Regions from separate parts of the Mus musculus genome. Here all the other regions are linked to region 1. Evidence: chromatin loops called from intact Hi-C (ENCODE). Cell type or tissue: heart. All regions are shown on one strand.

The links. A loop is a pair of places that touch in the nucleus more often than their neighbours do. Peaks named below come from ENCODE experiments on the same cell type or tissue, not always from the same donor. Only the 100,000 strongest peaks of a DNase experiment are listed, where the experiment ranks them.
Region 2: a loop joins it to region 1, with 8 times the contacts of the local background. A loop is called at or near these places in 36 of 42 quality-filtered maps.
Region 3: it touches region 1 in a loop (4-fold over the local background); 10 of 42 quality-filtered maps call a loop at or near these places.
Region 4: it touches region 1 in a loop (2.7-fold over the local background); 13 of 42 quality-filtered maps call a loop at or near these places.
Region 5: a loop joins it to region 1, with 4 times the contacts of the local background. A loop is called at or near these places in 36 of 42 quality-filtered maps.

What each region holds. Positions count from the first base shown.
Region 1 is chr6:115,900,237-115,905,236 of GRCm38, forward strand. It overlaps Ift122 (intraflagellar transport 122), which reads left to right. Exons shown (of 29, transcript NM_001167763.1): 16 at 2,622-2,675. Among named protein-coding and RNA genes, the nearest start is that of Rho, 29 kb to the right of the region's middle. In heart, a CTCF peak has its summit at 2,134; DNase peaks (open chromatin) are centred at 1,045 and 1,595; H3K27ac peaks cover 1,781 bases.
Region 2 is chr6:116,006,105-116,011,104 of GRCm38, forward strand. No RefSeq gene overlaps it. Among named protein-coding and RNA genes, the nearest start is that of Plxnd1, 14 kb to the left of the region's middle. In heart, CTCF peaks have their summits at 1,904 (motif pointing left) and 4,622 (motif pointing right); DNase peaks (open chromatin) are centred at 827, 1,917, 3,547 and 4,627; H3K27ac peaks cover 2,604 bases.
Region 3 is chr6:115,844,209-115,849,208 of GRCm38, forward strand. It overlaps Mbd4 (methyl-CpG binding domain protein 4), which reads right to left. Exons shown (of 8, transcript NM_010774.2): 3 at 4,698-5,000; 4 at 1,335-1,409; 5 at 1,106-1,240; 6 at 362-511. Among named protein-coding and RNA genes, the nearest start is that of Mbd4, 6.6 kb to the right of the region's middle. In heart, a CTCF peak has its summit at 2,947 (motif pointing right); a DNase peak (open chromatin) is centred at 3,003.
Region 4 is chr6:115,956,280-115,961,279 of GRCm38, forward strand. It overlaps Plxnd1 (plexin D1), which reads right to left. Exons shown (of 36, transcript NM_026376.3): 26 at 4,437-4,583; 27 at 4,147-4,303; 28 at 3,639-3,742; 29 at 3,498-3,561; 30 at 3,031-3,065; 31 at 2,710-2,814; 32 at 2,248-2,411; 33 at 1,247-1,394; 34 at 316-456. Among named protein-coding and RNA genes, the nearest start is that of H1f8, 14 kb to the left of the region's middle. In heart, a CTCF peak has its summit at 517 (motif pointing left); DNase peaks (open chromatin) are centred at 392, 732, 1,719, 3,012 and 4 weaker places; H3K27ac peaks cover 3,303 bases.
Region 5 is chr6:116,125,924-116,130,923 of GRCm38, forward strand. The region is part of intron 3 of Tmcc1 (transmembrane and coiled coil domains 1); the gene reads right to left. Among named protein-coding and RNA genes, the nearest start is that of Tmcc1, 65 kb to the right of the region's middle. In heart, a CTCF peak has its summit at 2,959; no DNase peak of the experiment used is centred here; H3K27ac peaks cover 159 bases.

The DNA.
Region 1 (5,000 bases):
CCATAGCCAAGTGGAGAGTCTCCTCTTGCCCAGGCTACTGATACTGAAGTACCTGCAGACATATGTGGTACCTGCCTCTTGTTAACAACAGAGCACACTTCAGAGCTGGGCTTTTTCCCAGCCTGTTCTCTCAGCCTGACTTCTCTATCCCTGCTTCTAAAATGCATAGCACTCTTCCTCTATTCTGTACTCACCTTGAGGCCTCCCCAGGCCTGGTAAAGGAGTTTGGAATAGCTGTGCAAATGCCAACCATATCACACAGAGTTGGAGGTGTCGCTGCTCAGTGGTAGAGCACTGGCTAGCATGCACAAGGCCCTGTCTCAATACACAGTGCATGAAGAAAAGTCAAGCTACCCAATAATTACCTACATATTTTTAGATCAGATAAGCATTGGGAAGTATTAGACTAGGGCTTTAGGAATTCAGGAGGGGGGAAGTTCCTTCTCCTGCCCCACCTAGAAATGCAAGCCTGTAAAGAATACCAATAGGTTTTCAGGGTGTCTTCGGGCTATAGCTAGAAATAAAGTTATATTCTCTAGTCAGTTACCCTTCACATCTAGAGCCTAAGAGCCAGCTCGTATTATTACTGCCCTGCTATAGAGCATGCGGCCAGATAAAGGGAACTGGAGCTGGGATATATCCTTCTCTTCATTTCATACCCCACCTCGCATCCCAGAACACTCAAGAATAGACACGAGCATATCAGATCGCTGGGTTCTTTGTTAAAATGGTATTTCTTTAGTCATTTTACTTGACAAATGAAAATTGTGTGTATATTTCTTGTGGGTAGCATGATATTTTGAAAAGTCGTAGAGCTTTGAGCATAGACTTTGACTGATGTTTTGTTTTAATCCTGAATCCTTGGCTTTTCTCTCCCCTGGGTGTCAGTCGGTTTTTCAGGACTCAGACTTGTGGAAGGAGGGGCCTGGCCTAGAAGGGTGCTCCCACTAGATGGCACAGGAGAGCTGCTTAGCTGCCAGCTCATCTGTTCCCTGCTCCCCACTTCCCTCTGTGGAAGTTACTCACAGTCTTGTGACTGACCACTCCGAATAGCACCCTGACTCTGCGGTATATCAAGGCTGAAGGATGCTAGTGACAGACTTATCAAATTCAGAAATCCAGTGCTCAGAACCAGACAGGCCCTTGAAGAGGTGTCACTTGCTTGCCTGACCACAAAGAAGGCTGCTGGATCCCATCCATAGGAAGGAAATAGCTCAAGGTCCTGTTGGGCTGAGACCAGAGTCTTTTTTTCCTACTCTGCCCATTACCAGGGACCTGCATCCATACATGGTTTAAAAAACACAAATCAGAAGGGCAGATTTTACTTTTGTCCACACTGCCTGACTGACCAGTTCCTCGCGGATACTGGGTACTGTGCAATGTGCTCGTCACCCCAGCTCTTCAGCAGAAATTCAAGGCCAGCCTAGGTAACATAGTCAGTCCCTGTTTCAGAAAGAAAGCCACTTGCCAGGCCTCTCCTGGGCAGTGCTTGCCTAATCCTGCCGTCTGCCACTGCTCATGCTCAGACAGGAAGAGTCGTCCCTAGGGAATCTGCCTCGTACTTGTGCGGTTGGCTCAGGGAGATTTAGCTCTCTGTTTAATTGGCCAAACTTCCCATTTCCAATGTGAACCCATGAACTAGGGAAGGGGACAGAGGCCAAGTGAAATTCCTGTGTCCCCGGCCTTTGAATAGATCCTGGCCCTGTAGAGTAGAAAGATGAAATCACCCTGTGGCCATCTGTGAGGCAGCCGGAAACGGGATGACATGATCATTTTCCCCCATTCTTCTAGCATAGAGGGTGCCTAGCAGTGGCCAAGGGCAGTTGTGCATCCTAAACCATGATGGCTCAGAAGCTGCTGCTCTGGGCATGTGTCAGTCCATTCCACATGGACAACACAGAAAGCACAGCTGGGTATAGATGTTGCCATCAGAGCACACAGAGGTTCAGTTCCCTTAAGTCTCTCATGGTACCCGAGAGCAGCAAAAAGCATTTCACTGGCACCAGTCTGCCGGACCCTCACAACCTTCTAGAAATCCATACATCAGAAGTTTGTACCCCTACTGGAGTGCAAGCAGGGGATGCGCATTCAGGATTAACATGCAAGTCTACTTTCTAGAGACCAGGAGATTATCCCCTACCGTCCTCTTTCAGAACTGCTCTTTCCCGAGCCTTTTCCTCCTCTCCCTGTGTGCCCTGTGAGTGAGCAGAGCTGTCTACTGCTTCCCATCCAAATCACAGGGAGAAGCGTGCAGGCTCTTGTCTCTGTGTCTTGCCTGCTCTGCAGATGCCATTGACTGGAATCAGCACGGCTTGCCTTTCCCTTATGAGCAGTATCTGGCAAGGGGTTCCACTGTAGACTGTAGGATCATAGTTCTGTTTTACTTAATCCCAAAATGATTGATGCTCCCAGGACTTCTTTACAGTTCTTTGTAAGGACTAATCCTTGAGATGAAGGCAGGATGAGCCTCTCTGGGTGGCACACCTCCCAAGCACACAATGATGACTCGAGCTTCCCTCCTCTGCTTGCTGGCTCTCTTTCTAGAGCTTGGTGTATCCCACCCCCATCAGCCTGTGGAGAACAAGAAGGCAGCTGACTCTATTCTTATTCCTTTCCCATAGGCCTTCACCAGAGTCCAGGACCTTCGATACCTAGAACTGATCAGCAGTATTGAGGTAACTGATGAAAGCATTTTCTGTCACAGGATGCAATGGCCTGTAATACTGAGGACACGAGGACAAAGGCCCTGTAGTCTGTTCTGGGGATAGAGTGGCCCAAGAGGCAACACCCGATTAACCACTTGGTAGTTGAATAAGGCGGAAGGTTTGGGTCTCTCTAAGCTCTGGTTCCTTGTCCTAAGATGGGATCTATACGCTAGGCAACAGTGATACTCACCTTTCATTCAAGCACTCAGGAGGCAGAGGCAGGTGGATCTCTGAGTTCAAGGCCAGCCTGGTCTACAGAGTGAGTTCCAGGACAGCCAGGCTACACAGAGAAACCTTGTCTCAAAAATCCAAGATGGGGGTCTATCCTGTGGTACTGCTGTAAGACAGTCAGACTCTTAGAACCTGGTATACCCCTCTGGAATGAGTAGCTGTTGCCATCCTCCTGACAGTGAATAAAGCATTTCCCAAATGTTCCCAGCATGGCCTACTAAGGCATCCTCCTGCCCAGAAGGCCTGCGGTAGGCTAAAGAATCTGGTCTGACTGCACCATTTATGGGTGATGGAAGACACTATTTTTAATTTCTGTGTATCTCGGTGCTGTCTGACTGTCTGTAAAAAAGGCATACATATTTCTTTCTCTTGAACAGATTTATTGTGAGGCTAAGGGAATGTGAGACACATTGGAGCTCCCAGATGGAAGCAGTGAAGAAATTGCAAATGTCTTGCCCCTCTAACTCAGTTTAGCAGAGTAAACGCTTATCGTGGGCCTCAGCCCTGTGTGGGGTGGGGGAGGAGAGGGGGTAGCAAGCGGAGCTGAGCTAGGGCAGACTACAATATGGTAGCTATTGTTCATTGAGTCTGTTCATGTGCAACCAAAGTATGAGCGACACATACAAGGTCCTTAGTGTGGTGAGCCAGGTGGTGGTGTCAGCCCTGTCCAGTGGGGGAGAGAGGAGAGGCAGGAGAGGATAGGCTGCATCTTCATGTTCAAAACCCCAGGGGAACTCAGACGCTTCCCTTGCTCTCCCTAAGCTTTGGCACGTTTGCCCTGTGAGCCCTCCCTGTCCCTTCTCCCCACACAGGTGGGCAAGGGCTGCTTGGCTGTCATTGCCTCATGCTGCTGGCTCTCAGGGACGATGCTCACCAGGGCTTGGTGTTAGCCATTGAGGTCTTCATCCAGATTTACAGAACATCACTTTTCCCTGCACAGAAGTAACTGGCCAGAGAGGACACTGACTTCCCATTTGTATGTCTTAGTTCAAAAGGTCCACTTTTGCTTATGATCTGTGAGCTGAGAATTGTGCTTAAGGAACTGTCTCTGAGGACAAGCAGAGAACACTCAATTGATCTCTTATGACTGTCCTGAGGCCTCAGCTTCTGGATTCTGGGGAGCCAGCATTAACCAGGGAGCTGTGTGCCTCAGTGGGTTCCTGTTGCATACCTGGGATGATAGCATCCTGGTGGCAGAATAATCCTTCCATATTGACAGTCCTTTACAAACATGCGCTTCTGTGGCCCACATTCCCCACAACTGACACCTATCTCACTACAAAAGTTCAGTTCACTCACAAGTTTTAGATGTCAGCTTATTTGGTTGATTAGCCTGCACTATGTGAAGGTTTAAAAATGATTCCTGTCACTGCTGAGGCATGTTGTCTCCAGCTGCGGAAACTTGTACCAGCTTGTCGAGAAGTTTGATTCCATGTCTCATCCCCCTCCAGTGTGATGTACTTGATAGGAAACAAGCAAACGGCAACTGCTGGGGCTGAGGGGCTGAGTGCTGGCAAGTGTTTACAAATACTGGAGCTTTAGACTAACACAGGCGGAAGGTGTGGGGAGGCTCCAGTGTGCATGCGCTTGCATGTACACACGTATGTGCACACCAGGTGTGTGTTAGGAACTCTGCGTCACACGTTATGAAGAGCGAGCTTTGTGTGACCTTGACCGTTACCTGTTGTGCATCTTACCTTCCTTCTCTACAACACTGCTGGTGCTGGGGTCACAAAGCAGTGGAATTCTCCTGTATGAAGTAGGCATTAGCGCACACAGTGTCTTAGAGTTTTTATTGCTGTGATAAAATACCCTAACCAAAAGCAACTTGGAAAGGAAAGGGTTTACTTCAGCTTAAATTTCCACATCACAACCCATCAATGAAGAAAGTCGGGGGCAGGAATCTGGAGCTGGGAGCTGGAACAAGGACTGTGAAGGAGTGCTACTCGATGGCTTGCTCCTTAGGCTTGCGTAGCTTGCTTTCTTATAGCACTCAGGAGTACCAGCCTGGGTTAGCACCACCCACAGTGAGCTGGACCTCCCCACATCAGTCAGAGAGCATGC
Region 2 (5,000 bases), 110 kb after region 1:
GCCTGCCAGGTAGCCTGACTCTAACTACATCCCTGGGTCTCTAGAGAAGGGGTTCAAGCAGGGTCACCCTGTCTAGCACAGTGCTCACTTGGGGGCTGCCACGCCTGTCTTCTAGCCCTTTTCCCTTATTTCCCAGTGTGAGGCATGTTCAAATCTCCTACTCCAGCCATTCCTAATGGAAGACAAAGGAGACCAGAAGGTGCTACAGTGACAGGGGACAGAACAGGAGGCACAACCCAAGGGACATTTGACACCCCCCTCCCCCCACCAGCTCTAGGCACCTCAAGTGGCCTCCAGCTCTTGTTTGGGCTTGGTACCATGTTCCATGGCACCAGTACACACACATGTGAACACACACGCACACACACACACACTGTGAGCTCCTCTGTTCAATCCTCAGCAGGTGCTGGTTCATCTGGACCAGTTCTGGACCTGCCTAGCCATCTGAGGTCACTCCAGGGAGACAGAGGCCTGCCACTATCCAGCAGGCACGAGGGATTGCACTAGGAGAGCCAAAACAAGTGCCAAGTGTACAGGTGGGAAGCCAGTGGACTGGCCACGGAGTCCCAAGGTGCTGTGAGCCTTCTTCCTGCCACACCCAGCAGCCCTGCTTGGTGGCAGAGGGGTTCTGTATCTTCCCACAGAGATCCATGCTCAGAGAAGACCCTGCCGCCCAGGGTTCTGTGCTGGCAGCCCTGGAAGTTGCCCCCTCCTTTCCCTTCCCTCCAAGGCTGACCTCAGCAGCCCCAGCTGGGCTTTTCCCAGAGCCGAGGCAGGAAACACAGGCCCTGAGTGTTTGTTCAGGCCGGGCAGGGCTCCGGGCAGGCGAGGTGGAAATAGCCACAAGATGTTTGTCCAAGTGGGAGTCAGGTTCCCCACAAGGGAGGAAGAAGGAGGGCCGGAGGAACTGGCCGAGTCAGCACACTAGACCTATCCTTGCCTCCCTCACCCGTGGAGGCAGACTGCACACAGTAGGCGCTTGCTGAATGCAGAATGCAAGTTAGCAAGCTGGCATCTCCCTCAGGCAGAGCTTGGGGTTGAGCCTAAGACCCGCAGCGCCACTCCCTCATGTCCAGCTGAGCACGCAGCTCACAGCTCCTGCAAGCAGCCATTTGCGGCCCTAGAGTGGGGTACTCTTTCTTGGGCTCTACCCCCATCCCCTTCCCCCTACCTCTCCCTTTCTCCCTCTCCTAGCCAAAGCCCCTGCCTCTCTCAGACAAAGCAGTGTGTGACTGGCTCAATTGTGACATTGCAATTCAGCGTCTTGGAGAGTGACTGCATCTGGGGACAAGCCATTACAGAGGTGGTTAGGGCTGTGAGAAGGTGGCCTTCTGCATGCCTGGGAGAGGGCTTGGAAAGAAAACTGGGGCACCTTGACCTTGGGCTTCATTCAGTTCTGCCTCTAGAACTGAAGAAACAACGCATTACTGCTGGAGAGCCACCCAGGCAGCCATGACAAGACACACACACACACACACACACACACACACACACACACACACACATCCGCAGGTCACTCCCCCCCACCCCACCCCCCGGCCCCCGCACATCCCCCTGGCATCTCTGCCTTAAGCTCCTCTGACACCATCCCTTTGCTCTCCGCTCTGGCAGCACACCTGCCCCTCCTCCAGCCCCCACCCAGGACCCATTACCCTATCACTCTGCTCTACTTACTCCAGACCTCCCCAGGCTGCTGCCTGGCTCTGGACTCTGCTCAAACGTCCCCTTTAAAGAGGCCCTCCTTGACCAAAGTGTCGCTGGGGTTTTTTTCCTACTGGATGGTGCCCCTAGGCCTGGCACACAGTAGGTGCAGCCAAGATTTGCCTCCCATCCACAGGGCGGAATCCCCAGGTGTCAGCGGTAGAACTGGGCTAGAATTCTAGTTTAGCCAGGAGGCCCCCTGCTGGCCAGGCTTGTCCAACACACCTAGTGGTTCGCTGCTATTCTCCTGCCTCTCTCCTAGGAATTCTTCAAAAGACCCCCTGTCTAGGAGGGAGGCTGGAAACAAAGCAGGCAGGGGCAGGCCAGACCAGGCCTCCTGGGCTGATGGAAACTCATATCCTTGCATCATGAGCTGGCCTGAGAATTCCCTCCTGGCTGGCAAGGAGCACGCAGGAAATCAGTGGGCTTCTAGGAGGGAGAGCCTCTGGGTTTGTGAGAAGTCGGGACTCTGGCAAGCCTGGCCTGGTACACACCCGTTATCCTAGCACTTAGGTGAGGGCGAGAAAGCATCGGGCGGCCAGGGTCATCCTTGAATACACAGCAGGTTCAGGACAGCCACAGGACAACCTGTTGCCTGACTCAAACCAAATCAAAGTGTGGTGTGGCAGAGCTGGTACGGTGGCTCAGCAGTTAACATCTACACTCCAGCTGAACAGGACCAGAGTTCAGATCCCAGCACCCACAGCAGGTGGCTCACAATCACCTATCACTCCAGCTCCAGGGAAATCCAAGGCATTTTTCTGGCTTCTGCAGGCACCTGAAAGCATAGGGTGTACACACAGAGACACATAAGGGGGCAGTTCGTGGGGGAGTCACCTCTAGGTTCTAGCAAACCTGTGTCAAACATGGTGGGACCTCTGTTTGCTGCTAGGTGAGTGATGTGGTCTACCATTGTGGATCTGTCTCTCTTTCTCTCTCTCTCTCTCTCTCTTTTGGATTTACTTTTTTTTTTTTAAGATTTATTTATTTATATGTAAGTACACTGTAGCTGTCTTCAGACACTCCAGAAGAGGGTGCCAGATCTTGTTACAGATGGTTGTGAGCCACCATGTGGTTGCTGGGATTTGAACTCCGGACCTTCGGAAGAGCAGTCAGTGCTCTTACCCACTGAGCCATCTCACCAGCCCCTTGGATTTACTTTTATGTATGTGCTTTGTCTTCATGTATGTACATGCATCACATGAATGCCCGGTGCCCAAGGAGACCAGAAGGGAGTATTGAATGGGAACTAGAGTTACTGGGAGTTGATCTGAACCCAGGTCCTCGGAGGAGCAGTAAGGGCTCTCAATGTTTGGACCGCAGCTGCAGGCTTCCGTCTCAAAAAGTTTAGCAGTTTCTTTTTATAACAGTGGACCAGGCAGGAGAGATGACTCAGAAGGTAAAGTCTCGCTACACAAGTGTGGACATGGAGTTCAAAACCCAGGGCTGATAGAAAAGGCCCTAATCTGGGAGTGGTAGCACAGGTCTGTGAGGCCAGTGACGGGGAAGGACAGGCAGAGGTGGTGTGTCCTGGGAGTTCATGGCTAGCTAGCCTAGTTACATGGTGAAAGTTCCAAGCCAGTGCAAGACCGTCTCAAAGAAAAGGCGCCTGGGGAAGGGTTTTCCTCTGATCGCCACAAACATAGAGGCTCACATTCACACACGTGCTCATTCAGATTTAGACAACTCGGCAACCTTAAAGCTATGTGTGGGAATGGCCTGGAAATCCAGGTCAGCCCGAATGTCACAGGGTAACTGAGAAATGAGCCGGTGAGCAGACAGACAAAGGAAGCGAGCCACACAATGGGAGGAAAAGGAAGCGACTGCTCATCGGCAGGGCGGCAGGGACACCTTTCAAGCCAGGCACACCGTGGCCACGCCTTTCCAGCCCTCTTGGTGACTCATGCCCAGGGAGTCAGGCAACGAGGCAAGTGGCTGGTCAGAAGGCCTGCAACCACTGTTCTTGAATTCCAGGACTGTCCCAACCCACTGTCCCTGCTGAGCTAGGCCCTAGGGTGGACATTTTTTTTTTTTTTAAGATTTATTTATTGATTATATGTAAGTACACTGTAGCTGTCTTCAGACTCTCCAGAAGAGGGAGTCAGATCTTGTTACGGATGGTTGTGAGCCACCATGTGGTTGCTGGGATTTGAACTCCTGACCTTCGGAAGAGCAGTCGGGTGCTCTTACCCACTGAGCCATCTCACCAGCCCCCTAGGGTGGACTTAAGAGGTGCAGACCAACCAGACCATTGAGCCAACTGGTAAAGACAGCCTTGAGGTCTGCTGACTGGGGCTAGAGTCCTGGGCCTAACCCTAGTTTCCCTGTGTGAGGGAGGGAGGGAGGGAGGGAGGGAGGGGGCCTCCTGGTCCTGGGCAGCAGTGTTTGTAGCCACAGTGCTTCTTCTCTAGTTGGGGTGACTGAGGGAGCCGCTGCTCCCAGCCAGCAGGCAGGACACCAAGACTCTTGTGCTCTCCTGATTTTACTCACGTGAAGCCTCGTGTGTGTGTGTGTGTGTGTGTGTGTGTGTGTGTGTGTGGTCTATGTTTGGCTCTGTGTCAGGCATTTGGGACACAGGTGAATCACTGAGATAGTTTTTCCACTATGGTGGGAAGAGGTGGATAGAAACAGGTCAGTGGTCATAAAGATGTTTTGAGATGGGGGTCGCAGGCAGCCCAGGCTGGCCTTGAACTTCCAATGTAGCCAAAGGTGACCCGTGACCCTGATCTTCCCGTCTCTACCTCCCAAGTGCTGGGATTACAGGTATGTTCATTAAACGTTCAGTTGCAGAAATGGGAGAGTGTGCCTAGCAGGGCCCACAGGATCAAGGAACCCTGTAGGAGTGGGTTGTCGTGAACATGCTAAAGATAGTGTGGATGGTGGATCCTTGGGAGTGTCTCAGAGGGTGCAATCCCAAACATAGCCACAAGGTGGCGACGGAGACCAGGTTTGCCTTTTGTTTTTAATAATTTTCGAGAGTGATTCCTATAACTCCAGGATCTCCTTACATCAGACCCATCATATTCTAACGTTCTGCCACTCCCACTCACCAACAACATGCAAGCCTCCCCCAGTTGACACAGGCAAGTAGCATGGGTGATCTGTAGCAGATGGCTTGACAACACTTCTATCAGACTTACCAAATCCTACTCTAAAACCAGGAGTCCCCATCGCGTGTCTCATAGTGGTTTTGCCCCAGTTGGGAGGTTCTGAGACTGTCATTTAGATGTTACCTTTTTTGTTGTTGTCTTTTTTTTTTTCCAGGTTTAATTCAACTTATTAAATTTTCTTGGGCTGAT
Region 3 (5,000 bases), 56 kb before region 1:
CACCTTCCTTATACCTGTAATGGGGCAAGATGACCCCTCCCTCTGAAGCAGTGCTGATTGTAGCCTCGATCACCTTGCCCTTATCACCTACCTCTTCCTCATCACTCCTGTGTGCTTTGCGAAATATAAATAGACAGAGGAAATGCTTCTCTTCTATGTACAGGGCTACTCAGTGTTGGGCAAAGATTTATGGTTTGGGTCAGTAGGAGTCTGTGGTGTGGGGCAAGCGGCCTGTTTTAAATGTCTTTGGTGCTTGAGCTAAATGACCTCAATTAATATAGCATCCCAGGGCATTAAAGTTTAAGGTGTGGCTGCCTTCAATAGGCACAGTTTGCTCCTTCCACTGGGCTGGGGACCATACCTGAGAACTTGATAATGGTTTTTGCACGGAGATCGTAGAGACCAAGAGGCTTGAGAAGCTCCGACACGTCCCTCCAGTCGGCAGCTCGGGCCACTTCAGCTGAAGGGTACTTCTCTAGAAACTCCCACAGCACAGGGATGGCCATCTTGCCTGGGGAGCATAAACAATGGCAGACACATGTCTTGGGAAAGGCCAACTTCTTATTTAGGTAGTTTTGCATCTATAAACTTCAGGCCGTGGCATTTCTGTTACTGTGTTTGTGGTGCTGGGAATGAAATTAGGGTATTTTGCATGATGGCAAGGACTCCACCACTGAGCTATATCCCTAGCCTTGCTTATTGTCAAGTCACTACCCAAACCAGCAGCCATTTACAGAACCAAATACCAACACTGTTAATCTACTTGGTTATTAGTACAAATTATACAGAAACTGGCTAGTTTTCAAATAATCAGCTCACTAGATAACCACTATAAACATCCAATGAACACAGGGAAGTTCCAAGCAGGATAGAGGAAGAAATATTAACTGCTCCTTCACTGATAACCAAAGCTAACCTGTTAGTAGGAAATCAATGACCACCTGGCCCTCAGTATTAAAAAGAATGTTGGCTGTTATCCAGTCTAATGTTTGCATAAGTAAAGAGTTCTGACATCACAAACTCAAAATGTACCTTGACCTTAGACTTCTTAACCAGTTTAGGTATCTCCCTTCTAACCAGGACAAGATGACAATGACCCACAAACCTGAGGTCCGATTGAGAAATATAGTCGCGATGAGGAGCTTCCATGGGTCATGGAAAAGTATTTCTTGAACAAGATTAAAAGGTGACCGAGGAGGGGTCCATTTCTTGAAGGATTTGCGTCTTGGGGGGCTAAGAGCTACAAAAATATAGGGTTGTCAAAGTTGTTCTCATAAAAGACTTGGAATGTCCCCCTTGCCCCCCCCCCATTCTGCTTAGGGAAAGGTGGGTACCTTCTTTGTTGTACTTGCTGGAAAAATACAGGCTTGTTTTCCTTTTTTCTACTTGTGTCCGTGGGATGCTGTCTTCTGAGAAGCAAAATTAGTTTATAGTCTACACCTTAGGGAATGCTGAGGATAGCCTAGGCTACATAAATTACCCTAAGTCCACTAATATATCAGTTAGGCATTATTTTATCTCCACTTTATTCATAAGGAAACTGAGGCACAGAGAAGCTAAATGAGTCCCAGGTCATACAGCTCGTGTGAGCGCTACAGTGGGAATGCAGGCAGACCAGCTCAAGATCAGGCCTTACATGGCCAGCTCACAGTATAGAAAACTGCAAGTCTGAATATTCTAGTATATTTGTACAATGTGGTCATTAAAATGTCGAGACTCTATCATGAATATTTTCTACTGTTATTTACTTCAAATAGGAAAAAAGAGGCAAGATTCTACATATGATCTCAATTTTATAAACATGAATTTGTAAGTGTACGTATGCACACACATAAAGAGACACTAAGAATAGAATCACGATGGTACAGTGGTTGTTAGAAGTGGTAATTTTTCTTTTCTTCTGTAATTTCCCCCCACACTTGAAAGGTTCTTCAGTTGTATTAACCAAAAAGGAGGCACACAGGAGAAGCTGAGGAGGAGCCGTGAGCCAGCCTGGGCTACCCAATAAGCTTCTGGAGAGACTGCTCAGCACTCAGAGTACTTGCTGCTCTTCCAGAGGGCCTATGTTCAGTTCTCAACACCAATGCCGAGTGGCTCACAACTGCCTGTAACTCCAGCTCTCGGGAATCTAATACCCTTTTCTGCCTTCTGTGGACACCCACACCCACCCAGTCACCCACATATACAAAATAAAAATCTTAACCAAGATATTATCAAACCTCTCAAGTTTCGATCTCTCAAGTTGAAATGGTCATAATACTCCCTTTAGCTACACCCTGTGAGTATCAGTTAATATCTTACTTACATTTGTATTTTATAAAACCATCTTTTAGCTGGGCAGTGGTGGCACATTCCTTTAATCCCTGGGAGGCAGAAACAGATGGATCTCTGAGTTTGAGGCCAGCCTGGTCTACAGAGTGAGATCCAGGACAGTCAGGGCTACACAGAGAAACCTTGTCTTGAAAACAAAAAACAAAACAAACAAAAAAACCCTCAAACCATCTTTTTTCACTTCTTATTTTTACCTCACAATTATTTTGTTATTGTTTTGAGACAATGCCTCGGGTAGTCCAGGCTCTCCTCAAACTTACCATGTAGCTGAGGATGGCCTTCAACTCACCATCTTTCTATACCTAACTCCCAAATGTTGGGACTATAGACATGTAACACCATACTCGGCTACCTTATAATAAAATTGTTTAATTTTTTTTTTTTTTTAATTTTTTTTAAGATTTATTTATTTATTCTATGTAAGTACACTGTAGCTGTCTTCAGACACTCCAGAAGAGGGCGCTAGATCTCGTTACGGATGGTTGTGAGCCACCATGTGGTTGCTGGGATTTGAACTCTGGACCTTTGGAAGAGCAGTCGGGTGCTCTTACCTGCTGAGCCATCTCACCAGCCCCCAAATTGTTTAATTTTAATTTATGCATTGTTACATGTGATACCTGTGGGGGCCAGCAGAGGGCATTAGATCCCTTGGAGCTGGAGTTACAGGCAGTTCTGAGCCACCTGACATGGGTGTGGGGAACTGAATTTCGGTTTTCTGGAAGAGCAGGAAGTGCTCTGAACTGCTGAGCCATCTCTCTAGCTGCCTTTTGTCTTGATATGAAAACCAGAACTAATTTGGGGTATTCCTTAAGTTTTCAGAAACTAAAGCTTAAAGGCGTTGCCAGAAAATGATACCAGAGTTGACTAAACACTGCAAGAATTATCCAGGTCTCCACATAATGATGTCAGTGGCTTTTGCTATTCTAGTCTGGGAAGGGAAAGTCCAGAAGAAAGCATGAAACAGAACAAAGGAAAATGATTTTATGGGTACTTGATGTTTTCCATGGCTTCCCACACTAACTAACCAGCCTCCTTTATTACCTGTTGGTTTGATACTTTCTAGCCAAGCAATGTTCATTCTAGTGGGCACCTAGTACCCAACAGCACCTCCCCTACACTGAGAACCAGAATTCAGAATAGGACAAGCTGGATACTTCCAAATTGGCCAGAGAAGAAGCTTTTAATATTTAACCTACCCATTATAATTGCAGTATATCTATACAATCCAATGCTTTAAGAAGCTCAAAGGACATACATTGAGGAATTCTTATCCATTTCCTAGGTATATGTGGCCATCTGTTAAAGACGCATCAATCCCAGGCACAGAGGAGACACACAATTATGGATGGGACTGGAGACAGAACTCAAGCGTTACCCTTGTTCCACCAATCTGTGCAGGCTGTGTTCCCAAAGGAATCTAAGTAAAATTAAAATTACTATTCTTCTTTAAGAGTTATTCATTATGCCGTAACAGTATAATGAATAACCCAGGGCTGCTCAGATCTTTTTATCTATTATTCACTGAGGCATTGTATAGACAAGTCTGCCAAGCCCAGGACTCTTGTGTGAAGAGCACAGTACAAATAATACATGAACTAAGCGATTATACTTTTGAATTATTGAAAGCTCCAAGGCCTTTTAGAGAAGCATCAGGCTGCAACAGAAGAAAAAGAATGTAATACAGATGAAATTAAATTGGGAGTCACACAGCAGCAGCACCGGAGGGGCAGGAAGGTGCCGACTATTCTTGGTCAGTTTATAAAAGGAGTCTTATCTACATTCTTCTCAGAAAAATCTCCCTTACGGTCTTAGAATTGCTGCCAAAAGAGAAGATAGCAAGTGTGGAAAGCCCCACCTCTTAGCTGCTGTCCAGGGAGAGGTGGTAGCAGCCATCACACACCAGTCTTCCAATGCTGAGCATCCTGGCTGTAGCCAGCTGATTACCTCTCTGCCATAATTAAGGGCCTGATGACCAAGCTCAAAGATCAGTTACAGGATGGAGATGTAACTCAGTTGATAGAGTGCTTAGCTGCCACGCATTAAGCCCTGGGTTCTGTGCCCAGCACCACATAAACTTGCATAGTGGCACATGCCTTTAATTTCAGCACCCAGGAAGCAGAGTCAGAAGGATACAATTTCGAAAGTCTCTCCAGCTATACAGTGAGACCCAGGCTGGCTGGGATACATGAAACCCTGTTCTCAAAAATCACTTAGGGCAGATATTGGGATCAACTGGGAGAATATATCTGACGCTTGACTCTTCTTCACTATACTCTCTATCTCAACCCCATCCCGGCACGAAATACAAGATCCGCGAGGGTAGACAGTTCACCACACAGCTAACAGAATTTTCATGCACTGAGTACCTTGAAATGTCTCAGAAGTAAAGTGTTTCTTGGCTTGTGAGCAGCTGGGCATTTCAGAGCCATCCTGTAAAACACCAGTATGCAAATGTGCCTCCCCCTTTCTGTCTCCCTTCGATCTGATTTCCTCTGATTCTAAAAAAGTCTGCTCACGATTTGCTTCACCTGCTGCTTCAGTTGAATGGAATTTGTTTGTGGTGCCAGAAGTTACTTGTATGAAACAAAGATCCAGTCCTGGGCTTGGTGATTTTTCTTCCCCAGCCAGGCCAACAGTCTCCCTTGCACAGGCATCTGCAGGGCAGAGGG
Region 4 (5,000 bases), 56 kb after region 1:
TAACCCTACAGATGAGGACCCAGCCTGTTCACTCCCACAGCCTGCTGATAGAATACATTTAGACCCCTGCGAGCTGGGCACACACTGGCTTTCTGGAACCAGGATTCTAACCTCTCATATCTTCAGAACACTCCACCTCATCCTTGGACTTTAGAAAATACATTGCAATGAAGATGCCAGGAAAGATGGGAAACAGAGACTACCCCCAAATTCCTACTGTCCCCCTGCTGCATCCTAATGGTGCTGGTTTTGTCCACTCCTCAAAGCCAAGGATATCGTTACTATCTCCTGGCCTAGATCCCAAAGGCCACCTACCCGAGACTCCTCGGCCAGGTGTGCGTTCATTTCCTGCTCGCTGAGCGGCGTCATGTCTTGGATCTGTTTATAATAGCGCTGTACGGTCTTCCGGTACTCAGGGATCTCCTTCGCGTACAGAAGCTTGTTGGTGGGTGAGTCCTGGGCAGGGAGACCCGGGCAGTTTGGGTGGCTGAAAGATGGGACTTGTCCCCACTGCCACCTAGAGGGCCTTGGTGGCTCCTCAGACATGGCTAAACAACCCCCATTCAGTCAGACTTTGGACCAGGGTCAGTTGGTCTCTTCTGGCCCTCCCTCCCTCCCTCCCTCTTTCCCTCTTGCATGGAGGCCCTGCCCCACGATGCTGTCAGGCTTTCAGGGTGGTGACCACATGGGGACTTTCATTTGAAGGGAAGAGCTCCTAGGCTGTGTGCCAGCAGTACTCCGCTGCACGCAGCCCGCAGCCTGTCTTGTTTACTCCCTTATTAGGGTGATAGTATTTGGTGGCTGAGATGGTTGGAAGCTGGTTCCTGACTGCGGGAATGGTTCCCACCCTGCACTTCCAACACCTCAAAAGCACCATGTGCTAAGACGTATGCTGGCAGCTCTCTGTTGTCACGGGAATGCATGTGTGAAGTGGTGACATTTCATTTCCCTTGTGGGCTGAGACTCCTGAGCCCTGCCCTCACCCCCCTCCCCCCAGCCAGCCTAGCTCTGTGATCCCATGGGCACTCATGGCCTCAGAGTTCTGGGCTACCTAGGTCACCTCTCTTCTCAGAAGGCCTTTATGGCTTCTAGCCACTGAACCGGCATATCCTCTGCCCTTGGCAGGTGCCGTGCCTGTGGAGCTCGCTCTGGCTGGCCATCTGCTCTCTGCCTGTCTTGAATGACTCCGGTAGAGTTCAGGCACCCGCCCCCCACCCCCCCTTCAGGAGCAGCCAGACTAGTTAACCTTGCCCAGCTGCAGGTCAGAGATGGAGCAGGCATCGATGAAGGCCTGTGCGATGACAGACAGGCAGGCGTCGATGTGGTCCGTCTTCTCTATGTCGAAGACAAACTGGGGATTTTTTAAGATGTTCACCCAGAAGCGCAGGGGAAGGCTGTGGGGGCAGGGACAGTGGGGATGCAGGAGCTCAGTGGAGGGCTGGGGAGGTAGACAATGCTGGTCCTCGCAGCCCCTGAAGCCTCTGGATATGTGGTGTCCTTCCCCTGCCAGCTAGGGGCCAACCCTCACCCCAGAGAGCCTTCCTCTCCTTTGCACGCACACGAGACTCCTGGTTCTCATTAGAAGCCCCCACCCTGCTGCCTGTATCCACACTCCTCCCCCACCCGGCCTTGCACGAAGAAGGCAGGGCTGACTGTCCTTGGGAGGCCAGAGAGGGTTGGGGACAAGCCCCTGCTCAGCCCTGCAGAGCCTGGGGTGCCTGCCTGCCCAGCCCCACCCCGAGCAGAGAGAAACTGCAACTGAATTTGCACAGGCATTTCTCTGAGGGCCAGGCTAAGAGTTCTGGGACCTTCTTGGCGGGGTAGTATATGACCCCAGAAAGCGAAGAAGGGGCCTCAAAGGAAGCTACATATTAGGTGTGGGAGTCACAGCCAATGTGCACTGCCACTTCCCAGTGTGTGCCCTTGGGCCTGGGTGACTGCTGCTCTGTGGGCCTTCGCTTCTCTCTGTATGATGGGGCATTAGCGGTGAGCAAAGGCAAGCTTATATGATGCTTTCTGGTTTCACAGAGGGGACACTGCAGCACCAGAGCTAAGTCTCTCACCGGAGACCACACAGTGGGGAAATGGCCAAATAGAAGCTGATTCAAGACAGGAAGCATTCAGGCCAGGCTCTGCCCTCATCTGCCCTGGTGCTTTGGCTGCCCTGATGCCATGATACCATTGGTGCTCTAACCCCATTGGCGCCCCCCCCCTCACCCCCGTGCAACCCCATTCCTCGGCCACCACCTGTTGGTCTTCCAGATATGCAGGGTGTCAGGGTCGGAGATGCCTCTCTTCTCCGCCTGTTCCTCTAGGAAGTCAAAGAAATACTTGACAGCCAGCGGGGGCTTGTCCTCTCGGATGCTCAGGATAGCCTTGAACAGGTCATCTAGGAACTTCTGCAGCGTGCCCTGCAGGGAAGATGTGGGACATCATTAGCCCAGCCTCTGAACATCTCTGAGCCTCAAGATTCCTGACTGAGTTGTCAATGATGCTTTCTTGGAGCGGGGGAGAGGAGGACCTGGGTAGCAGGGAGGTAGGGCTCAGAATGTGGCCTCTGGGTGTAGGTCTGAGTCTTGTGACTTGAGGCCACGGAAGTAACCCTGGGTCCTCTGCTGCCTACTGGGTGGCAGGAAGAACACGGACTTCTTCTTGGAGCACGGGGACCCCTTTATTCCCCTACGGGGTGGACATGGAGGCTGGGCCCACCTTGGTGGACAGCAGGCGGGTCAGGTAGATCTCTGGCAATACTTTCTTGCGGTGGCTCTGCCGGTGAGATTTCTTAGGCTCTACCAGCTCATCCGTAGGTAGCACCTGCAAGGTGGGCAGGGTTGGTCCCCAACGGCACCCTCCTCAATCCTCCCACGGAAGTCTGCCCTGTGTTACCCAGCACCCGGCCCATCCCTGCTCCCTCACCCACTCTGGCTTTTCCCAGGGCCTAGGAGCTCTTTCCTGGAGGCTCAGGGAGTCAGAGAGCCAAAGCCCCGCCCAGCAAAGCCTGCTCCCCAGGGCCTGAGGCTGGGCACTCACCAAATGGAAATACTTTTCTGTGTCCAAGTCTTTCACTGCAAAAGGGAAACACAGGATAAACAAATGAGGGGGGTTGGGAAGGTAACCCGAGGGGGATGGCGAGAGGGGAAGACTGGGGGAGAGCCAAGATCTGGCGTTCTACTTCAGGATGGACCCTGGGACCCTCATGGATCTGGGCCTAGGGCCTGTAAGGACATGGTCTAGATTTGGAGGCAGGGGTGTGGCCTAGAGCCCACAGGTCATGTAACCAGCTCAGACCTGGCCACGGCCCAGGCCTCTTGGAAGGGCACGTGCCCTCCTGGGGCCTTGCTGTAGCTGCTGGAAGCAATCAGCTTTTCTCTAGCAGCATGGAGGTGGGGACCCCCTTTCCAAAACTCAGTTGCCCCCCACCCAGCACGGCTCTGAAAGGGCCCAAGAAGGGAGCCCTCACATCACGCTTGGGTCACCTCCCCAGCTATGAGCCATACCTCTGCCCAGGGTACTGTCCTTCTTGTCTGTGAGGCTCATGGCTAGGGAGGCGCCCTCAGGTATCTGACAGAGGAGAGGAGATGAGGTTAGACGTATGAGGTTAGAGGGGAGGGGTAGGGTGGCTGGGCCAGCTTAGGCACCTTGTAGTGGGCCAGTGTGTTCAGTTTCTTACGGCCGTCCTCCACCACTGATGTGTCATCCAGGTCCCGGAGGACGTAGCTCTGGGTACTCGAGGCAAACCATTCTGGAGGTGAAGAGGGGCATCAGGACTACAGAAGAGGTGGCCCCAGGGGCAGCCACTAGCCTGGACCACAGTAAAAGAAACTTCCCATTCTCCTAGAATCAGAAGCAAGCGACGCCCCCTGGGAGCCCGGCTGTTCACCCTAACTGTCCAGAGTACAGGGCAGGGCCTAGTTCAGGGTGAACTTTAGGAACAGTTTCTGGTAACCGGTCTGACCACGACTCCTACGCATCCTTCAAAACCCAACCCGAAAGACCTCTTTGGAAAGCGTTTCTCGATTGCTTTTTGCTGTTGCCCACAGCTGCAGAACAAGGGTTTGTTCCTCAAGGGGAGCCCTGGGGCCTTGACTAACACAGGAAAGAGGCTGCAGCAGCCAGCTGCGAGGCATGGTGCCCGCCCTTGCCCACCAAGGTCCACGTCCTCCGCCCGCGGCCACTGTGAGTAGGGGACGTTCTTGCAGAAGGCTTCCAGGATCTTCTCCTTCACCTGCGTCAGCGTGTCGGTGTCCATGGCCCGCACGCTGAGGGAGTCCATCCCACAGCCCTGGAAGGACACGTTCAAGTTCTGCGCAAGAGAGGGGGGTGTCAGCCGATGGCTACTGTCATGATAAGGCCTGGTGACCTGGCTGGGGAGGCTCAGGATAGCCCAGCTAAGAATGCCCTCCTGCTTCGGGCCCCGGGCCCTGCCCCCGGCTCACCCGGGGCTTGGCCTCAATGTTCTCCCTCAGCAGCCACTCCTCGTTGAGTGTGTAGCGGGCTTTGCCTGTGATGGCGTCGATGGAGCCTTTGTTGATCTGCTGCTTGATGGCACACAACAGCAGGAAGAACGGCTCACCTACTGTCTCCTGTGAGGGTCAGGGGTCAGGGGTCAGGACCCCCTCTGTGTTCCAGCTTCCAAGCTCTGGCCTGCTGGTATCCCCCACACTCCCTTCTACTGATGCTGACACCCACTCCAGGGTGTCTCCACTACATCCCAGCCACATACCCAGAGACCAGCCCTTGTTGCTGAAGCTCAGAGAGGGCAGGCACCCTGCACAGCAATGCATAGCAAGAACAGGTAACATGGGACTTGACCTACGAACTCCTATGCCTGAGATGTTGGAGCCTTCCAGGGTGTAGCTGAGTGGAAATGGGGCTGAGGAGCCCCCAGGGAACCCCATATGGATGCCTCTGGCGAGTGTTGGCCCAATCAGGCTTCCCACCCCACCTCCTGCCCTGGCCACTGCCATTACTGCAGCCCCAAGCTAGCCCTCCTCGTCCCC
Region 5 (5,000 bases), 230 kb after region 1:
TAACCCTATTGTACAGCTGGTACCTTAGAGGGGATGCCTCAGCATGGGCCTGCTAAGGCCCTCCCTCCCTGCTGCATCAGCCCATGTTTTACAGAACTTACTACTCTGTATCAGCAGCAAGTGCTCCTAACTCCTAAGTCATGTCTCCAGGCCCTAGTTACATAATTTTAAGAGAGGCTATGGGCAGGTAAACAACCTTACAAAATAATATACCAACTATATCAGGAAAAGCTTGATCATTGAATGGCCTGTTAAAAGTCAATATTGTCAAGGCATATTAATAAGGTTACGTAAGTATGGATTTTGCCTTCATTACCATTTCTTAGTATAACTCTAAAATGTTGTATTGTGTCATGAGATTTCCATATGAATTCTCCACACCCACCCATACTCACAATGCATAAATACCTTCACAAACACTGCTTATTTAGCTGGTTATCACAGTAAATAAGATAGATTTTAGACATTCTAAATAACCCTTTGTTAATTTCTTTAGAAACATAAGCATATACAACATCACTACTCAAATTTTAATTATAGTATTAAAAGTAACTCTATAGCTAGGGAGATGTCTCAGCAGACTTAAGCCTCTGCTGCAAACCTCACAACCCACATGAGGCTAGATGTGGTGGATGCCAGCACTCTTCTGGAGAGACTGGGGGTGGGCAGAGACAGGAGACTATAGAGATATTTTCAAAGTCTTACCTATACACAAAGCAAGAGGCATACATTAATGTAAAATGTGTAGTAATTATGACTTTTTAAATGTCAAGGTTCAAAAGTGAAATCTTATCTGCTTAAATTGACCAGTGAGATCAAAGGTCATGCTGATGTAACAACCAAGTAAAATTTTAACACATATTTGTCAATTTCTGAAATACACACTTTGCTAAGTTCACTTCTGTGCCAACTTGCCAAAGCTGCCTGTTTTTCTTAAGAAAGTTATGCTGTGATCACTAATGAAAACAATTTATTCTAGAGATTGTCTTATATTTAATGTCTGAGCATTGTTTGTCTCTTTAAAGTGAGGCCTTGCCAGTGTTCTAGATAATAAGAATGGTGATCTCCTTGGGAAGCTAGTTTTCCTTCTAGCTTTTAAAACTCAAGGTTATGACAAAGGACCAAGGCCCTGTGAACAGAAACCACATTCATGTTAAATTCCTTTAGAGTTCCCTTTACCCTAAAGCATAGGACTTTTTTTTTTTTTTTTTTTTCCACTGAGACAGGGTTTCTCTGTATAGCCCTGGCTGTCCTGGAACTCACTTTGTAGACCAGGCTGGCCTCGAACTCAGAAATACACCTGCTTCTGCCTCCCAAGTGCTGGGACTAAAGGCGTGCGCCACCACACCGGGCTAGGACTACTTTTTAAGATAAAGGATAATAGGTTAAATTTAATTTTTTGTTTGTTTTCATGCAAGGTCTCTCTATAGAAGCTGAGCCAACTTCCAACTTGGATCCTCTTGCCTAGCCTCCCCAGAGCTGGGATTGATTATAAGCAAGCACTACTACGAATGGCTCAAAACTTAAAGAATGGACTCCAATTTGCTTTATATTAATCTTCATCCTAAAACTTGCTGTTTCTGGGGCTGGTGAGATGGCTCAGCAGGTAAGAGCACTGACTGCTCTTCTGAAGGTCCTGAGTTCAAATCCCAACAACCACATGGTGGCTCACAACCATCCGTAATGAGATTTGATGCCCTCTTCTGGTGCGTGTGAAGTCAGCTACAGTGTACTTATGTATAATAATAAATAAATCTTTAAAAAAAAAACCTTGCTGTTTCTGAACATAAGAAATATGATTCAGATTTGAAAGACAAACATATAACAAATCTACCTATGATGTTAAACTTTGCGCAATTCACTCATTTCTTTCATATTTTCCAATGTATTGGAATGTAAGTTTCTCAGGTATATCCTAAAGATTCTTTAGGTTTCATTGATATCCACTGTCATGTCTTTCATTTATCAACGTCAGTAACACCTTCTTTTACTTCCAATCAAACAACCACATTAAAGATTGACTTTTTTAAAAAAAGGATTGATTTATTTTGATTTTATGTATGACTATTCTGACTGCATGTATTTCTGTGTAACTCACTTGTATTGTGCTCTTGAAGGACAGAAGATGGAGTTAGATTTCCTGGAACTGGAGTGACAGGTGGTTGTGACCTATGAAGTGGGTGCTGGAAACCTGAGTCCCCTGCAAAAAGCAAGTGCTCCTACCTGCTGAGTCATCTCTCTAGCTCTATAAACAAAGTCTTCTGGGACCACCATGGACACACTGAACAGCAAGCCTCTCAGTGATTTCCTGACTCACCACAGTAACACTGCAATTACACATGTGCCCTACCACAACTGGCTTTCTGTGTGGGTTCTGGAATCTGAATTCAAGTTGTCTGGCTTGTACAGCCAAGTGCTTCTGCCCACTAAGCCAACTCCCTGACCTCACCACATTCACATTACATTATTTTAAATTTGTCTACAAAGGATGTAACTACACACTCCAGCTCTAAGGGCTAAAGACTAACAATCCCAAAGTTACTTAACTTGGTGATCAGTTGTAAGAGACCAAAATTATGTTTTCATTTTTAATTTATGGCCACTTTTCTAGTCGGTATTATTAACTGTCTATAAAACATTCCCTTGTAGGTATCAACAATCCAAACAATATTAAATATACAGAATATAAAGATCTTTGCTAGAGTTTATAAAAACTACACAGCATTTTTCCAATGTTAATTGAGAAAATAAATAGTACTTCCTTAAGGTTTCTAAGCAAATCTTATTGCTTAAAATTCCTTACCTTTTCCCATTTCAATTGTCAAACTCTACATCTTCTACTATTTGTTCCACAGCTATAGTAATCAAGTCAATTCAATTTACAAGAGCATATGCTTCATTCCTAAATCTCATTCCCTATTTCTCATCTCCTCCTGTACTGGCCTAGGACCCCACCTAGTGGACAGCAACAGGAATCACCCTTTCTACTTTTTCCCTGCACAAAACACTGGTTTACTAGATTAGTTTATTGGTTAACTGATACTATTCTAGCAATTTCTTTAACAGGTACTGTTTGGCTTTGAACCCTGGGACAAGAGACTGGGGTGCATATTTTACATATCAAAGCCGACCTGGCCTCCAGGTTCTCCCAGCATTCCTCAGTCCCTACCTGGCATACCCTGCCCCCAACCCTGAACTTCCCAGCCCATGGGCTGGGGCTGTCTTTTCCCCAGCAGCTCTTCCCTATAATCCAGATAGTTTGGGTCCCTCCCACACCCCACATCTCCTTCTCCCTCTCTCTGTGTGGTGCCATTTCTCTCTTTCTCTTCCCTTTCCCCACTTCTCCCCCTGGACTTTCCTGGATCAGTCCTTGGGGCCAGTAAACTGGACAACCTGAGAAACTTCTCAATAAACCTGAATTTAATAAAATATAATGTGGCTTGAACTGGCTCATTACACTGGCAAAGAAATAACTTATCACATATATCTCCCTCAAAACACTTACTGTTTATATATTATATAATATAGCAGTGAATATACTACTATAACATAGTATAGCTACTATAATATAATAGTATATAATATATATAATAATATATAATATATATATATTATAGTAGTTAATCCCAAAGAGCACCCAACTACAGCCTAATAAAAATAGTACATCTCTTAATTTTGTCTCTAAAAGGGAAAAGAGAATAGAGAATTCTAAAACAAATAGTGAATTCTCAACTTCAATAACAAGGATCAATGACTCCAAATTTTTTTCTTTAGAAGATCCAAGATTTGCATTGACCTTTTCGTGTCCCTCTAAGTTTGTTCTCAGAAACTTTGATTTCTTTCTATTTTATAAAAGCAGCAGAGTGTAAAGGACAGATTCTTGCTGCACTTACTATGTGATCACACTGTAGCACGTAGCACAGGGTGCAGACAGCATTCTAACAAGATATTAGAAGAATGGCTTTTTGGCCTACAGTGTCAATCTTCATATATACCATTTCTTTCTAACTGAAATTTAGAGTGGCTTTACCCATAGGAACAATTGTGCTTCATGACCGTCACCTCACAGCTAAGCTCTCTGAAACCTTAGCTAGATTTTCTTCTGTGTTATTCCATTATGAATAAAACTAGAAAAAAAAACTCTCTTGTATTTTCAAAATTTACTTATAACGGTTTTTTATTATAATATTAGTATAATATATCATTTCCTCCCTCTAATCCCTCCCACATATCCCCCCTTTACTCTCAAATTCATGGTTAATTATTGATACTATATATATTACATACACTTTATTCCTAAACACAACCTGCTTATATTATGCTACTTATGGTATTATTATGCTATCTATGATATCAGGGATAACTACTTGGTATTAAATAACCAATCAGGCGGGCTCTTCCAATTTCTAACTACATGCTAAATATCTGTTCTTATATCTATAGATAGATTTAGTTCTCACTCCTCATTAAAGAAACACACTTTTTTTTTTTCTTTTTCTTTTTTCGAGACAGGGTTTCTCTGTGTAGCCCTGGCTGTCCTGGAACTCACTCTGTAGACCAGGCTGGTCTCGAACTCAGAAATCCGCCTGCCTCTGCCTCCCGAGTGCTGGGATTAAAGGTGTGTGCCACCATTCCCCGCTCAAAGAAACACATTTTTGTAAGAGACAAATTATTACAGAAAACTACAACCAATCAAAATACAGAAAACAAGAGATCACATTGTGACCAATACAAATTACATCTGTAATAGAATTCCTGTACCTAAGGCTTAGGGATCATATCAGAAGAGGAGGAGGAAGATTGTAAAGATCTGTCAGAGAAGCTACAGGCCCATGAAGTCTTATCAGACAAGCCCTGAACACCAAGGGACATAACTAACATAGAAGGGATCTCAGCCCTAGACAGCTACGGGCAACCAGGAAATACTAAGAAGAGGAAAATTTATCTCCCTCAAGGAAGAATCTCTAATTTTCAACATGCAAGTCCCTTTCAGAAAATTT